2 separate regions of the Homo sapiens genome follow, and region 2 is linked to region 1. Evidence: read pairs that join two places in POLR2A ChIA-PET (ENCODE). Cell type or tissue: PC-3. All regions are shown on one strand. Each heading gives the region's core, and the rest is flanking DNA. Links, peaks and the distances in the headings are about the cores only.

What was found. Peaks named below come from ENCODE experiments on the same cell type or tissue, not always from the same donor. Only the 100,000 strongest peaks of a DNase experiment are listed, where the experiment ranks them.
Region 2: POLR2A ChIA-PET joins it to region 1 with 5 read pairs; 5 of 35 experiments call an interaction of 5 or more read pairs at or near these places.

What each region holds. Positions count from the first base shown.
Region 1 is chr5:150,224,481-150,233,111 of GRCh38, forward strand. CAMK2A (calcium/calmodulin dependent protein kinase II alpha) reads right to left here. Exons shown (of 19, transcript NM_015981.4): 16 at 6,825-6,900; 17 at 3,712-3,806. Among named protein-coding and RNA genes, the nearest start is that of SLC6A7, 39 kb to the left of the region's middle. RefSeq lists enhancers at 2,934-3,495, 3,496-4,057. In PC-3, for the core only: no CTCF peak of the experiment used is centred there; no DNase peak of the experiment used is centred there.
Region 2 is chr5:150,313,061-150,321,691 of GRCh38, forward strand. No RefSeq gene overlaps it. Among named protein-coding and RNA genes, the nearest start is that of ARSI, 14 kb to the left of the region's middle. RefSeq lists enhancers at 3,845-5,044, 4,186-4,480. In PC-3, for the core only: no CTCF peak of the experiment used is centred there; a DNase peak (open chromatin) is centred at 4,331; H3K27ac peaks cover 1,669 bases.

The DNA.
Region 1 (8,631 bases), core at 367-5,366:
TCTTTTTTTTTCAGGATTGCAGAAAATATCCAATAACACCCATCCCCTAATATCAGAAGCACGCTACACCCAGGCTTTGAATAAGGACTTAAAATCACCAAGTCTTAGGCACCATAGAATAACAGACTTTGAATTTGGGCTCTCAGACATACAGAATGTAGGGTTTCAGCGTCATAGACTTGGGAGTGACCTCAGAGGTCAGAGGTCACCCAGCAGCCGAACTATAGAATCTGAGAAGGGCTCTATAAGCGTCCCTGACAGCATTCAGGGCTGGAGGCATACAAGACCAACATATCCATTCCACAGATATGCAAACTCAGGTCCAGAGAAGCAATCTGACTCGTCCCAAGCTGGGCTAATTCCTGAAAAAAACGCAGTGGAATCTAAAAGTCAGTTTTGGCCGGGAGCAGTGACTCACTCCTGTAATTCCAACAGTTTAGGAGACTGAGGCAGGTGGACTGCGTGAGCCCAGGAGTTTGAGACCAGCCTGGGCAAAAAGGTGAAACCCAGTCTCTACAAAAAATACAAAAAAATAGCCAGTCTCATAACCTGGTAGGTAGGGAGAGAGAGAGAGAGAGAGAGAGAGAGAGAGAAAGTGAGAGAGAGAGAGAGAGACAATGGATAGATAAAATTAAAAAAAAAAAAGTCAGTTTCCAAGTGAGACTGCATTAGAACAATCTAGAACAATCCCAGAAGGGACAAACAGAGCTTAGCATTGCTGGGGGCACTGGGCCTTGCTGCAGTCAGCAAGGGCTGGAGTCCTAGGAGGCATTTGTAAAGAAAAGCCACCTGACATGGTGTCTTTTGAAAAGATAGGTGGCTTCCAATATCTACCCCTGTGCATAGGGTGGGAGAGAACCAAGTCCCCGACAGGAAAAAATAGGGCCCTGGAGGGTGGAACTTGGCCGGGAATGAGCACTTACTCTGGGTCTGCCCTTGTGGGTTCAGCCTTGGAGGTGAGCAGATGTTTAAGCCTGGAGTCTGGGGGCCAGCACTAAGATGGGGCCCGCTGCATAGAGGCAGGCCAAGGGCTGCATGGCTTCCTCTCTGTGATTATTTCAATTTTGCCATCGCTGAGCCTTTACAGTTGGGCCTTAGCCTGGTCCCTGCTTTGTGGGGATTGTAAGTTCACACTGGGGGACCAGTGCCCCCAGAGGACAGACTGTAAGATGGTGGCTACCATGATCAGTGAGGGAGCTCCAGGGTGATAGGGACATATGGGGTCCAGCTACCTCTCCTTGCATGAGAATTCAATTGTTATTATTATTATTATTATTTTTTTTAGATGGAGTCTTGCTCTGTTGCCCAGGCTGGAGTGCAGTGGCATGATCTCAGCTTACTGAAACTTGTGCCTCCCAGGTTCAAGTGATTCTCGTACCTCAGCCTCCCAAGTAGCTGAGATTACAGGTGTGCACCACCATACCTGGCTAATTTTTGTATTTTTAGTAAAGATGGCGTTTCACCATGTTGGCCAGACTGGTCTTGAACTCCTGACCTCAGGTGATCCTCCCAACCTCAACCTCCCAAAGTCCTGGGATTACAGGCGTGAGCCACCGCACCCGGCCGAGAATTCAATCTTCCTTGTTAGCCTTGGAGAATTCATTTGATTTATTAAAGGAAGATGTTGTTTTCTTCTTCACAACTTTTTGGAGGGTGTCCTTGGCCTCTGTACTCTACAAAGTTCAGTCAGAGAGGGTGCAAGCCAGGGTAGGAGTGTCAGTCCCAGTGGGGTTTGCTAATGTGCAGATACAGCAGGTGCTACAGGGAAGGGAAAGGGCACTGGGGTGAGTCAGGTCTAGGTTCTGCCACCGGCTTCCTGGGTTCCTTTAGACAAGTCACTTCTCTCTGAGTCTCAGTTTCCCCTCTGTATGATGAAGAGCTGGACTAGATCCTACTTCAGTCACTGAAGTACCTTCTTTGTTATTTTTGCCATTCACAAGTGCCACTGTACGTACTTCATTAAAGTATTTCCTGGGGTGGGCTTGGTGGCTAACACCTGTAATCCCAGCACTTTGGGAGGCCGAGGCAGGCAGATCACCTGAGGTCTGGAGCTTGAGACCAGCCTGGTCAACATGGTGAAACCCCGTCTCCACTAAAAATATAAAAATTAGCCGGGTGTGTTGGCGGGCACCTGTAATCCCAGCTACTCAGGAGGCTGAGGCAGGAGAATTGCTTGAACCCAGGAGGCGGAGGTTGCAGTGAGCCAAGATCGTGCCACTGCACTCCAGCCTGGGCAAGAGTGAGACTCAGTCAAAAAAAAAAAAGGGGGGGGGGGGATTTTCCTGAATTGATTGACTTTACTAATTTCTATAGGTTTTTTGTTTTTTGTGTTTTTTTTGTGGAGATTGAATCTTGCTCTGTCGCCCAGGCTGGATTGCAGTGGTGCGATCTTGGCTCACTGCAGCCTCAGCCTCCCGAGCAGCTGGGATTACAGGCACCCACCACCATGGCCATCTAATTTTTGTATTTTTAGTAGAGATGGGGTTTCACCACATTGGCCAGGCTGGTCTCAAACTCCTGACCTCAAGTGATCTGCCCGCCTCAGCCTCCCAAAGTGCTGGGATTACATGCGTGAGCCACCGCGCCCGGCTATAGATTTATTTTAAAAGAAAACTTATTGACATAGTCATTGATGAACAATCAGTATCATGAATAAAGTTCTAATAATAAGGCCTGTGAAAATGAAAGAAAGTTACATAATCCTTGCACCATGCTCCTGCCTGAAAGAGATCTGAGCCTGAGATTTGCTTTCTCTTTGATAAAGAGGGAAATTACAAAGTGGCAGAGAGGTGTTGAAAACAGGCTAGCACCCAGCAGAGTCTTTCCCCCTGATGGAGCCAGAGTATTGAGAGAGAATTAAGAAGGAAAGAGCTCTCTCACTGTGCAAACCCATGCTGTTTTAAGTGGTGCCCACATACACCCTAAATCACTGTGTAGCCTCAGTGGTACACGCCCTTGATTTGGGGGACCCTGAATATACCACTTCTTAGGTCCTTCCTCCCTGTCCTAAGCTGCATGATTCTAACCTGTGTGCGTTTTGGTTCATCCCTATCTGACCCCCGGCCTAGGGAAAGACAGACACAGGCAGAAAGCACCCTGGGTCAGCCCCAGCCTCAACCCCCTGAAGCTCCTGGTTGCAAAGCTGCCAAGGTCTCTCCTGCAAAGGAGAGGCCCAGGAAGGACAGACATGCAGGACAGAGACCTAGACAAACAGGCAGGGGCACAGCAGTGTGAGCTCTCTGTCCTCCTCTTTCCCAAACTGCCCACCCACAGAGGGCACTTGCGTAACAACCCACCAGCCAGCTTGTGACCAGCTGGGCAGCTGGGATGGCCCCAGGCATCAAGATGACTGTAACTCGGGTGTGTGTGTCAGTGGGAAGCCTCCCTTATCTATAATATGGGAATCAAGGCCCTCCCCAGGCCCCTCCCAGGGTCATGGGCAGGAGAGGCCTGGGAGGGCTTGTCCTGTGTGTCCCTGGTCTCTGGGACCTCGCCTGCCCCATCTTCAACCACAGGAGGGGCAGCTGGTAGTTGATGGGCCAGGGTTAGGAGAGGGAACCAAGAGGGTACCAACCCCAGTCCACACGGGAGCTTCCTCTTCGCTGGCTCCTGAGCCGCCCCTGGGGCCCTGCCCGTCACCCTGCTGTGCCATCCAGCAGGACATGGAACGAGAGCAGACAACAGGCACCACAGAGAGAAGGAATTGCTCACGGTTTTCAAAATAGAATCGATGGAAGTCCAGGCCCTCAACCAGGTTCCCCAGGGCCTCAGGTTCGAAGGCTGTCATGCCAGGGTCGCACATCTTCCTGGGGGAAAGAAGCCAGAGGGAAGAGGGACTGGGGCGGCTTCTCATTGGACCCTTGGAGGGTGAGCCTGTGAAATAGGAATGATTGCACCTACCTCACAGGATCATTGAAGTTAGTAGATGGGAAGGGGCCAGGGGCTTGCAAGTTATAAAGTATGGGATATCACTGACTGGTTGGTGCCATCTAGATCCGGGAAGCCTGGGTTCAGGCCCTGGCTCTGCCAATGGCTGTGAGACCCCAAGCAAGTGGCTTAATCCCTTTAAGCAAGAGCACCATGAATAGTGTACAGGGCTGTGCAGTGCACTAAAGGTGCTGGTGGGGAGGAAATTCAGCTTGCTCTCTACTCTCCAAATTGTACTCCCTGGTTCAGGGCAGTGGATCCAGAGGGGGCTTTTTCTAATTTGTCTTCCTGTGGGGTCGGGATGGGGGACACTGCCTTTTCCTTCACATAAAAGTGACTTCTGCTCATCAAGCCAGGTATATACCTGGAAGGGGCGAGTTTTCTAATTTGAACAAAGGTGCCCTATTGTTAACAGCAGCCTTGGCTGTGAGCCTCAGTTTCCTCTTCTGTAAGATGAGAAAAATAGCATTAGATGAGGTAATATCTGGGAGGAGAAGCACAGGGCATGACGGAGGCTGTGTATTTTCAGCTGTTATTCCCTTCCAGGTCTTAGTCTTCTCGGAGATCCTGACAGCCAGGCAGGGGAAGGGAACAAGCTGTCTTTCCCATCTCCAGGTCTGTGGGATCTTTTGTGGTATAACATGGACCCCTGTGACAATAGCAATGAAGCCAGGGGCAGGAAATGTCCCAGGACAAGCAAAGCTCCCAACCCAGGGTAGAATTGGAGACACCCAGGAGAAGGTGTCAGGCCCAGCACCGTCTGAGCTGGAGAAAGCATTCACAGGGTGCACTGTCCCTGCTCTGTCCTTTCTGTTTGGGTGACCCCAGACAACTTGCTTCTCTACTCATGACCCCAAATTCTCCAGATGGCTTAAGCCTGGGGCTGGGGGACTGTGCTCAGACCAAACGGGATGCCCAGGACCCTTCCAGCTCCAGAATCCCCCAAGAGTGGGGGTCTGGACATGTGGGAGACTGAGCGCCCCCACTGAAGAAGCCCCAACCCTGGAGGCACCTGGGTGTTCCTGCCTCCTAGAGTGAAGGGACTTGGAGGCCATCTGCCCCAACTCCATTGTACATATGGGGAAACTGAGGCTCAGAGAGATGAAGGAACATGTTCAAGATTACACAGGGCATCCTGGACCCCAGAGGTCATGACAAGGGGTCAGAACCTAGAGCAGGCTGCAGATGTCAGAGGAGGTGACATCACATAGGTGGGAGGGGTTCCCCAGGACCCCCAGAAGTGCCACTGAGGAGCTTGGGGACCACAGGGGCCACCTCTCTTTCCTTCACTCCCTGGCTGTGTCCTTCCAGAGCCACTGGCATGATACATTCCAAGTCCATTCTTTCTAGAACTGGTTGCAAGACCAGCTTAACAGCCTATTTCCATGCTTTTATGCAACACTCAGGTATATACATGCACACGCACCTGCGCACCCTCCTTGTGCACAGTTTTAAACGTGCACACATGTGTACAAGTGCATGCATACACATATGTACACATCACCCTCAGTTCCACACATGCATCTTCTAAGCCCCTTGTTCTTCCAGAGGGAGCCAGTGACCTTCTAGGGGGCTTTGCCACCTGCTGCTCCTGAAAACTCTCCCACAATTAGAATGCACCTGGCAGGCCGGGCGGGCTCGGTAGCTGACGCCTGTAATCCCAGCACTTTGGGAGGCTGAGGTGGGTGGATCATGAGGCCAGGAGTTCGAGACCAGCCTGACCAACATGGTGAAACCCCGTCTCTACTAAAAATACAAAAATTAGCTGGGCGTGGTGGCGTGCACCTGTAATCCCAGCTACTCAGGAGGCTGAGGCAGGAGAATCACTTGAACCCGGGAGACGGAGGTTGCAGTGAGCCAAGATCGTGCCACTGCACTATAGTCTGGGTGACAGAGTGAGACTCCGTCTCAAAAAAAAAAAAAAAAAAAAAAAGGGAAAAAAAAAAGAATGCACCTGGTCTGCCAAGCCTTTGAGAGGCAAACTTCAGCTCTGGGCACATTGGAAATCAGGAACAGGCTGCCCAAGGAGCAAACCCCAGCCAGGTTATGCCCAACTCAATTTAACCCAACAGGCAAAAATAACTCTGCCTTGGCTGGCAGTCTTTGTCCTCCAAAAAGCTTATGTCTGGTCTCTAGGCCCAGGCCTTGTCAGCACTGGCCAAAATATTGAGGACTAAGCCCAAAATATTTGCTCTCCCGGGGGCCAGCTGAGGGCCCAAGTGAAGTCTGTTTCTGGGCCAGGCCAGGAAAGGTGTGAGTGAACAGCACAGGGTGCTCTGGCTCAGCCCATGCACACACAGCTGCCCCTCCAAAGGCAAGTCCAGGTGTGTATGTGATGTCTCATTTTATGTTATTTTTGTGCAAGCTGCCTTATTTCTCAGAGGAGTTCAGATTCTGCTTAGAATTACTTCTGCTCATGCCTGCTCACTGAAGGGACGTGCCCTGTGGATCCTGCTTGCTCCTGCCCATCTGAGGTCAGAGGTCCAAGGGAGTCTAGGGTGAGCACTCAGGCCTACTGGGCAGGAATGAAGGGAACGTGCCTCCCTTCCCACCTTCCCAGCTCATCTCCTGAGGAGGCCCATGCTGTGATACTGTCCACCCCCTCTTTCCTTGGGGAAGCAAGGGAGTTTTGTTGGAGTTCCTCCCAGGGAACAAGATGTGAGGAGGAGGAAGGATGGGAGGAGGAGGAGGACTGACATATAGAGCAGTGTCGCGAACAGAAAGCTCAATAGAAGCATCAAGTCCGGATGCAAAATAGAAATATGAGTTCAGCCCGATTCACAGCACATGCAAAGTGAGTGGATGAGGATCGGAGACAAGGACCCCCAAAGTTAGCCATTGGTACCCCCTGAACAACAATCCAGGCAGGACATGCAGAATGAGCCCAGCTGACTCACGTGTAGGACTCAAAATCTCCATTGCTTATGGCTTCAATCAGCTGCTCTGTCACTTTTATAATTTCCTGTTTCCGCACTGTAAGGCAGAAGGGGACACAGAAATAATAATAATAATAATAATAATAATAATAATAATAATAGTGATGGTAATGAAGCACCAACTACCATTTCTTGAGTCCTTATCATGTGCCAGACTCTGTGCTGGGACCTGAAGACCTCATGCAGATGATCTCATTTATCCTCGCATTGCTGCTGGGGGCTAGGCATCATCACCCCCATTTCACAGAAGAAACTGAGGCCCAGAAAGGCAAAAAAAAAAAAAAAAGGTGTGAAAGTTCCTCAACTACAAAGGCCAGAGCCAGTGTCTCTGTTGGCGGTCTTTGCCTCTAATACATGGTGGACATTCTGAATCTACGCCTGATGTAAATCCAGGTCTTGGCTCCCAAATACTTATTCCTACCACCTTTGCTTTGCCATGTAAATCAAAACAGGATCAACTGTGGCACTGTCACTGATAGCCATGAGCCAGGGGCTTTCTTATGGCCAAAACCAGCACCACTAAGAAAAATCTTAGGGTATACGCATCCCTTGAGCCTAGATGAGCTTCTTGCTCTATTTGGGTGCCGATAGGAATTAGGCACAGAGCTGTCCAGAACTTTCTAGGCATAATGAATCCCATTTGCTGAGACCTGGCCCTCCCCTATCTGCCACTGAAACACCACAAACAGCTGGTCTTTCTGGTGGAGTTAGATGGCCGTCTTATTAGATGTGTGATGTTCTGAGCCTCAGTTTTCCCATCTGTAAAATGAGGACACCACCACCTCTCATTCATTCAAAGCCAAATACATAGTGAGCAGAATCCAAGCTTCAGCTTAGACAGATGTTTATTTAAATGACTGTCCAGGTCCTCAAGCTGTGCAACTGCGGGCCACAAGGTGGTTTGAAGGTCTGTGAAATGGAGATGATAGTGTTCTCCGAGGGTTGTTATGAGGGTGGGGTGATGTGATGTACACAAAGCATTGGCCAAAGCCTGGCACATAGTGGGTGCACCTCATAAGTGCAACCATGCCCTGCCTCCCTAGGCCCCTGCCAGGGGTTGCCTCTCTGCTCTTCACTAATACCCTGGGAGGTAGGCAAGGTCAGCTTCCTCCCAATTCACATACAAGGTGACTGAGCCTCAGTGATGGAGGAATTTGAAGCCAGGTGTCCTGGCTCCTGGCAGAGCCTAACAGAAGCCTTGCTCCGTCTCCCAGAGGCAGGCCCCTTTCCCTCCTTCCACAGGCTTAAGCTTGGCTTTAAACCTGGCCAGCTCATTGGTCCACTGGAGTTGTCTCAGGTGAATAGATGAACACATTGCCAGGATTGCAAGCTCAGGCCTGGCCTCAGCATTTCTCAGTCTGGAAGCCTGGGAGGGAGCCCAAGCCTAGCAGAGGCCCTCACCAGCCCTGTCCTCACCAGTTGCCCACACCACACCACCCCACACAGGAGCACACCTCAGGCCCAGAGGACACAGAATCATAGAACATCCAGGCTAGAAGAACCCTTGGAGGCCAGAGCCTCCTTATCAAACTTTAGGGAAACTGAGGCCCAGTGAGGGGGTTGTGATTTGCCCAAGGACATGGCACATACCAGGTGGAGAGCCTGGCTCCTCGCCCAGGGCCTTTTCCATAGGCCCCTGAGGCCCCAGCTCACTGTCTGTCCTAACACTAACCTCACGCAATTGTTTTGCCCGAATGCTTTATCTATGCCCCAGCTCATAGATGAGCTCTTGGGGGCTGGGCTGTGACATCCCTTGCTCACTGCGTCC
Region 2 (8,631 bases), core at 1,666-6,665, 90 kb after region 1:
TCTTTTTTCTTTTTTTTTGAGATAAAGTCTCACTGTGTCTCCCAGGCTGGAGTGCAATGGCATGATCTCTGCTCACTGCAACCTCCGCTTCCCGGGTTCAAGCAATTCTCCTGCCTCAGCCTCCTGAGTAGCTGGGACTAGAGGTGCACAGCACCATGCCTGGCTAATTTTTGTATTTTTCATAGAGACGGGGTTTAACCATGTTGGCCAGGCTGGTCTCAAACTTCTGGCCTCAAGTGATCTGCCTGCCTCTCAGCCTCCCAAAGTGCTGGGATCACAGGCATGAGCCACCATGCCTGGACTTCTGTTTTCTTTTTCTTTTTTTGATGGATATCATGTTATGGGTTGAATTATGTCCCCACCCCTCAAAAAAAAAAAAAAATAAAAAAACAAGAAATGTTTAAACCCCACCTACCTCAGAATGTGTCAGAATGTAGACCTGATCTGGAAATAGGATTTTTACAGAGATAATCAAGTTAAAATGAGGTCATTAGGGTAGGCCCTTAATCCAATATGACTGGTATTCTTATAAAAAGGGGAAATTTGGACACAGGCAGACGTGCAAAAGAAGAACACCAAGCTTTGATGAAGGCGAGATTAGCGTGACACATCTCCAAGCCAGGGAGCACCAGAGATTGCCAACAAACCACCAGAGGCTGGGGGAGAGGCCCGGAACAGATTCCCTCATGGCCTTAGAAGGAATCAACCCTGCCAACACCTTGATCTCCAACTTTTAGCCTCCAGGACTGAGAAATTAGATCGCTTGCTAAGTTTATGGTATTTTGTTATGGCAGCCCTAGCAAGCCAATAGCACGTGAAGGAGAATTTACCAGAAAACCCATGTCTGTGGCCCACCAACCAGCAGCAGCATTACACACAGTGACTACATCTCATGTTTTATGCATTCCAACCATCAAAAATTAAAGAGAAAAATTCAATTAACCATGCAAGGGGGAAGAGTGGATTATCTTTCCATTCTATGTTTAGAAAATGATTACAAAACCATTTTCCTGTCAAGACTGTGGTGACACCTGTGGCCGGTGCTCATCCTCCCAACACTACACTGCTCCTGAGTCTGGGCCTTTTTTCTGTTGTCTGCATCTAGGACTTCCCTGGTGCCTGAGTGTGCTCTCTGGGTCCTATTTAGAGAAACAACTGGCTGGGCTCTGCTCCCATGGGCCCAGATGTCAGGTTTGAGGTTCTAGAGAATTAAGGGGTCAGAGTGGCCTGGACTCTGTCTCCAAAACTGCCCTTCTTCATCATTTTTCATTCCTTTCCTCCAGCCAGAAAATGAAATTGGAGTTATTTCCTCTCAGAACCTGAAAAAATGTTGCCTTCATGTTTGGCCACGGACAGACGAGCTGTCTCAATTATCCTGGGAAAGGCCATCTAAACATCGGCGATTCCACTGGGTTTTTCTTTCCACCTTTTCCTCCTCCTCCTCCTCCTCATCCTCCTCCTCCTCCTCCTCCCCCCAGCCAGGCCTCCAGGCTCCCTTCCCTGCTCCACAGTGTCCTCAGGGGAACCCCAGCCCTCTTCTCCTCCTCCAACCCACCTCCTGCCTGCCTTTGCCACCAGCCTCTCTGGCTTGCTATCATATTCAGGTGACCTGCCGGGGGTCAAGTTTTCCTTAGGGTTCTGTCTGAAGCTCTTGGCTCAGGACCTGGGGAAGAACAGAGGGAATCAAAAAGTGATTCAGTTGCAGGGTCCAGGCTGGCATTTGGTGGCTGACATTGTAGATGGTTCTACCTAGAGCACCCTCAAATACAAGACTCTGAACCCAGCACCGAGCGGGCATCAGTCCGAACTCTTTGGGTGACAGAAACCCAACTTGCCAGCTTAGGGAAGAAGGAGGAATTTCCTGACTCGCGTAACCACAAGGAAGGAGACAGGATGGAATCAAGCTTCGGAGATGACTTGAACTCTTTCCACCTTTCACCTTTACATTTCTTTGGGCGTCATTGTCATCCTTCCAGACAAGTAGCCCTCACCATGACCAGGAAGGAACTAAGAGCCACTCTCTAGGTCCAAGTTAAAATGTATCAGAGAATTTAGACATGGCTGGTGGGAAAGTAAAATGCCCCTGTGGAAAATAGTTTGACGGTACTTCACAAAGTTAGACACAGAATTGCCATATGACCCAGCAATTCCACTCCTAGGTATATACCCAAAAAAGTTGAAAACAGGGATTCAAATATACGTTCCTCATAGCATTATTTACAATAGCCAAAAGGTGGAAACAGCCCAAATGTCCTTTCAATGGATAAATGAATAAATTGTAGTAAATACACACAATGGAATATTATTCAGCCATAAAAAAGAAATGAAGTCCTGATATATACTACAACCCAGATGAACTTCAGAAACATTACGCTAAGTAAAAGAAGCCACATGCAAAAGTTCGTGTATTGTGCAATTCCATTTGTGTGAAATATCTGGAATAGGTAAATTCATAGAGACAGAACCTGGACTGGTGGTTGCCAGGGTCTACGGGAAAGGGAGAATGGAGAGGGTTTCCTTTTGAAATGATGATCAATCAACAGGGTGTAGGGTGGCACTTACAAAAGAAAGGGCAGCTCCCACTGGAGTCAGGTGGCTACAGTTGAGGGTAGTCACATTCTTGCAGGGTGGAAGACAGAGTACTCTTTTGGAAAAGAGTAGTTATTTATTAAACTATAGTTTAATAAACAAGATGTGACACAATCAAACATTGGAGATAGGAGAAAATTTAGAACTACTCCATCAACATGGTGGCCACTAGCTGCCTGTGGCTAGTTAGATTTAAATTAATTCAATTCCTAAATAACAATAGCCACCTTTCAAAAGCTAGTGGTACCAAACTGGGTAGCAAAGACGTAGACATTTTCTACCATTACAGAAAGTTATATTGAAGAACATTAATTTAGAGACTGCAGAGTATGACTTTTTTTTTTTTTTTTTTTTTTTGAGACTGGAGTGCAGTGGCACGATCTCGGCTCACTGAAACCTCCATCTCTCAGGTTCAAGCGATTCTCCTGCCTCAGCCTCCCAAGTAGCTGGGATTACAGGCGCCCGCCACCACACCCAGCTAATTTTTATATTTTTAGTAGAAACAAGGTTTTGCCACGTTGGCCAGGCCACTCTTGAACTCCTGACCTCAGATGATCCACCAGCCTCAGCCTCCCAAAAAGTGCCAAGATTACAGGCATGAGCCACACCATGCCCAGCCGACTTCTTCATTTTATAGGTGAGAAAAATGAGGCCTAGAGAGATGAAGCATCTTATATAAGCACACACAACAATTTAGGGCCGCAGCCATAACCAACACTCAGGGCTTAGTTTAGGAAAAGTGGAGATGATGTTTTTAATTGGGAAGAAGCTCTATTGTCTCTTGTTTATAAAAGGAACATGCTTGTTGCATGCATTTTAGAAACACTCAAAAAATATTAAGAAAAATAAAGACCGACATAATTTCCATGACTCAGAGATTGTCATAGTTAACATTTATATATATTCTTCTAGGCCTTTTTTTTCCTATGCATTTCCATTCATAGACATATATATAGATTAAAATGCATTTTATTCTGTCTCCTGCTTTTTTCTCATTTAATATATTTCGGACATTTTTTATGTCATTAAATGTAGATTTATGCCATCATTTTAATATCTGTGAGAGATTAATTTTGAACAGGAGATTCTGCAAGACTCTTTTGAGGAAGTGGCATTTGAAAACAGACCCTTGAAGAATCAGGAGGCTGAGACGGTGGCCAGAGCGTTCTCAGCAGAGGGCAGAGTATAGACAAAGTCAAGTTGGTGACAGGACACTCTGTCCATTAGAAGCTTGCTTTTGACAGATGCAAGAATCAGGGCTCAGAGAGGCAAGGTAATGTTTACCAAGGTCATACAGTGAGTCCTTGTAAAGGGCAGGGCTCGAACCCAGGACTCCCAACTCTCAGGTCTGGGCTTTGGCCTCCAGAAAATCCAGTCTCGATTCTTCACATTGGTATTCGCAGCTTTGCATCACCTGGTTCTCACCCGCTTTGATTACCTTAATCACAGATGACATCCCATCACAGGACATCCTCTGCATCTGCTCCATGCACAGGCAGGGAGGTCAAGGCCCACTGAGGGGAAGGCAGTCTGAGTCATTAAGCAAGATGATAATCGCTGGCATGGAGAGAGCCCTCACTGCATGTCAGGCCATGAACTGGGGCCTGGTCCGCATCCTACCACAAGACCCTCTCTTCTCCTCCCTGGGGGCTGTGCCTGTGTGACCCCTGAGTCACCGTCTGCCTGCCTCACTGCTGTGAGTCAGCGGCATTCTTTGTGGCTGAGAGCAGCGCAGCTCAACCTCAGGGCCCTTCCCCTGTACCTTGGTGAGCCTGGCACATCCTCCAGCTAGGCTAGGAGTAAAAGAGTCAGCGGATGAGTGGCCTTGGGTCATGGCCTGAGAGCTGACCTGTGGGGGCCACTGGGATTCGGATGACTCAGAGCTGCCTCCATGCTGTTCGGAAGCTGGACACTGACTCTGTGAAGTAGTACTGGGCAGAAAGTACCAGCAACTGTCTGGGCTGGGAAGGGATGGTAGGAGGCAGTGAGAAGTTTCCCTGATAACCTCCCTTACCCCTTTGAGTACAAGTCAACCCCATCTCCGGGTGGCTGTTGGGGTGAGGGTTAAGAGCATGGGTTTTGCCACAAGGCAAACCTAGTTTGGGGTTGGAGTCCTAAGTCTGCTTCTTACAGTGTGACCTTGGCAAGTCACTTAACCTCTCTGGGCCTCTGAAAAAGGGAAACTGGGAAAACCAGTGCCTGCTACTGCAAAACTAAATGAGATCATGTATGTAATGCACTTAGCACAGTATAGGACACTGATAAAGCTCTTAGAAATTGGTAGTTATTATTTAGATAATATTATAGTAGACATTATCCAGGGTCTCTTCTAACATTCTCCTTTCATTTATTCACTCATTCATTCATGTGATGAGTATTTATATATTGAGTACCTATAGGAGTTGGGGGACAGAGTTCAGAACAGGCTTTCTGAGGACTGACGGTCACCCAATTGCTAATTGTATTATTCTGTTTTCATACTGCTATAAAGAACTGCCTGAGACTGGGTAATTTACAGAGGAAAGAGGCTTAATTGACTCATCAGTTCAGCATGGCTGGGGAAGGCCTCAAGAAACTTACAATAATGGCAGAAGATGAAGGGGAAACAAAGCACCTTGTTTACAAAGCAGCAGGTAGAAGTGCCAAGCAAAAAAGGAAGAGCCCCTTATAAAACCATCAGATCCCATGAGAACTCTATCGCGACCCACCCACCATAATCCAGTTACCTCCACCTGGACTCTCCCTTGACACGTGGGGATTATGGGGATTACAGTTCAAGAGGAGACTTGGGTGGGGACACAAAGCCTAACCGTATCACTGATGTTCACGGTTAACCCCTTCGTTGAGCAAAGAAAATACAGATATCAATAGACATGGTTCCTTCCATCATGGAACTTATATTCTAGTGGGGGAAAATGAGACAATAAATAGACAAATGGACAATAAACAAGAAAATGACAGATACAGTGGAGAGTGATGGGAAGAGGCCACTTTGGATGGAGTGGCCAGGGGCAACCTCTCTGAAGAGGTGGCATTTCCTGAGCCAGGAGGGCTGAGCCATGAGGGGAGCCTGGGCTTGTGAAGAGGCAGGAGGAGTGTCTCAAGCACGGCGAGGTCAAGGCAGGCACCAGTGTCAGGAGAAGGCTTTGCTGTGGATGACACAGCAAGGAGGCAGTGGGACTGCAGGGAGAAGGGAGCAGTGCAGGGTGAGATGTGGGCAGGGAGTGGCCAGACCTTGTGGGCCATGTTAAAACATGTTCATTTCTTGCTAAATGCAAGTCCATGCCTCCGTAGGCTGGAGTTCAGAGTAAGACTCTCGAATACCTGAATGAGAACTAAGCTGAGAAGAGCTTAACCATCTTTCTGAGGGGCATCCATGTCCCATCCAGACAGCTGTGAACATCAGCCCTCTCAGCACCAGCAGGGACCTTGAAAGTGAGCCCCTCCCCAAAGTAGGCAGGGAGACCACAGCAAAGCCACCCTGCACTGTGCTATTTCTGGCGGGGGGCCGGGCCCTCCAGCTGCATTCCAGGAGGAAATCTGACCAAATGGTTGAAACTGAGGAATGCAGAGCCCACCCCTACCTCAGACAGAAGGAGCCCTTTCTCACCCAGGCCCCTGAGGTGAGGCTTTCCGGGGACTAGGGGTCACCCGATTTCTCCTGTTTATGGTTAAAGCCTTTGCTGAGCAGAGAAAACACAGCTGTCAGCCAGAGGCTCAGCACAACACCTGCAGGAAGGGACCGGGCCTGGCAGGGGAGGGGGCTGCCCAGGCTTGCTGGGGTCCTCTCCCTGCCTGCAAAGTTCAGTCACTCTGGCATTCAAGGACCTGTATCTACCTTGACTATCCTAAGCAGGGAAGACAGCCTGCCACAGATCATCCTCTGAAGCCAGAGACGGACGGGGCCACCCAGCTAGATAATAACAATTGCTAACATCAAGAACTTACTATGGGTCAGGCGGTGTGGTCAGAGCTTGAGTAACATCTAACAAACCTTTGGTGTGGGTACTCGTGTTACTGCCATTTTACAGATGGAGAAATTGAGGCTTCAGAGGTTTAATGACAAGCCCAAGATCAAGCAACTACTAAGTAGAGGACTCAAGATTTGAACCCCGGCCTTCTGACTCTAGAGCTCGCTCTGGTTTTCATTGTGTTTGATTTCCTTATATTAATTTTTTCTCAAAGGGAACTTATTATAATACTACTATTAATGGAAACACATATTAGGCAAAAGTAAAAATAAAAGCAAAAAAAAAAAAGGAAATAATGTTAGTAAATTCCAGCTGGATACTGTTGCTGTTCAAAGAGCTAAATCTGAAACCTTTATTCAACTGATGAACAAGAGAGATTAACAAATGTTAGAAAGGTATTGATGATACACAAGCACTGAACTGAGTCAGGATTTCTCTTGAAATAATCTGCAAGCTAAAATGAGATTGAAAAGGGAATCAGTTTTTCACTGCGTGCTTCACTGTTATTTAATATGGTTTAGCTATGTAGTCATCATTAGTGCTGTTCAGCAAACATTTCTGGCTTTCTGCCTCCCAGGCACATGGAGGGTTGACACCTCCTGATTCCTTTGTGATTGGGTGGGGCCATGTGACCAGTTCTGGCCCTTTCTAAATGGCACATTACTTCTGGGCTAGAACATTTTAATTCCTGGTGTGAGGCCAGCCAGCCCTCTCTTGTCCAGAGCCTGGTTCCCAGAGTGAGGTCAGTGAAGAGGAGAGACAGCCCCCAGCTAAGCCACAGTGATTATGTAACACAAGCAAGAAATAAGCTTGGTGTTATAATTCATTAAGTCTTTCAGGTTGTTTATTTACTGCAGCGTAACCTAAGCTATTCTGACTCATACAGCATATCATCTAAAATCACATTAAAGATGCAGCCCCTCTCTTTAAAGCCCACAGTCTTAATTGCTGTGTTGTGCCAGACATTGACCAAGCCAAGACTGGAGCAAAGCCTTAATGTTCCTTGTGGAATGCTCTTACCTTTACTGTTGCCTCCTTCCCCAAGTCCACTACCTTGGAAAACTACCCATTTCCCCAAAGTGCCCTTGACTCTCCCCATGTCAGAGCGTTGCTTACATTTTTCTCTCTGCCAGGAATGATATATACCTCCATCTCTGCCCCAGTTGGAGACATGGTAAAGAGATAGGCTGCCTGCGTTTCGACGTGGACTCTGCTACTTGCCAGCTGTGTGATCTGGGCTCCTCAGTTAACCTCCCTGGGCCTTGGTTTCCTAATCTGTAAAATGGGATAGTCGTGACTCTGTTATTCACAGAGCTGTTGTGAGGATTTAGTGTGTTAACATATGGAAACCATGTAGAACAATGTCTCACACATAGTAAGATATTTATCAGCATTAAGCTATCATTAGCAACCCTGCCTGTTGAAATCCTGCCTACCTTTTGAGGACTAGCTCACATTTCACCATTTCCATGAAGCCTTCTGAGGTCCCCCAAATGGAAGCACTCTCTGCCCACTCTTATGGCAAATTGCCTGGTGCTTTCAAACTCCCTAGGTTGTAAGCTCCTTGGGCAGAGTCACATCTTCATTATCTGGATATCCCCACCTCCCTCCACAGTGGCCTGGCATACAGGAGGACCAAGGAATGGGGGTTACATTGAACAGAATAGTCCAGGGTAGGGAGAGCTACCTTGGGCATCACTGAGGTTCATGCAGGGACAAGAAGGCTCTGAGTGTTGGCCTTGCCTCTTGGGAGGAGCTGGTCTTATCAAGTCAGTGCATCAAAAGCCTGGGGCCCTCTCCCTCACTTTCAGGTGGAAAGACCGAATACAGGTAGATTTGCTGCCTGTGGCTGCCATAACAAAGAACCACAAAGTGGGTGGCTTAAACAACAGAAATGTATTCTCTCAGTCCTAGAGGCTAGAAGTCCAAAATCAAGATGTCAGTAGGTCCATGCTCCTCTGAAACTCTAGGCAGAATTTGTTCTTGCCTCTTCCATGGCAGGAACCATGTCTGTTGATATCTGTAATTTCTTCCTTCCTGGTTGTGGCCATCAATCCTTGGCTTGTAGACA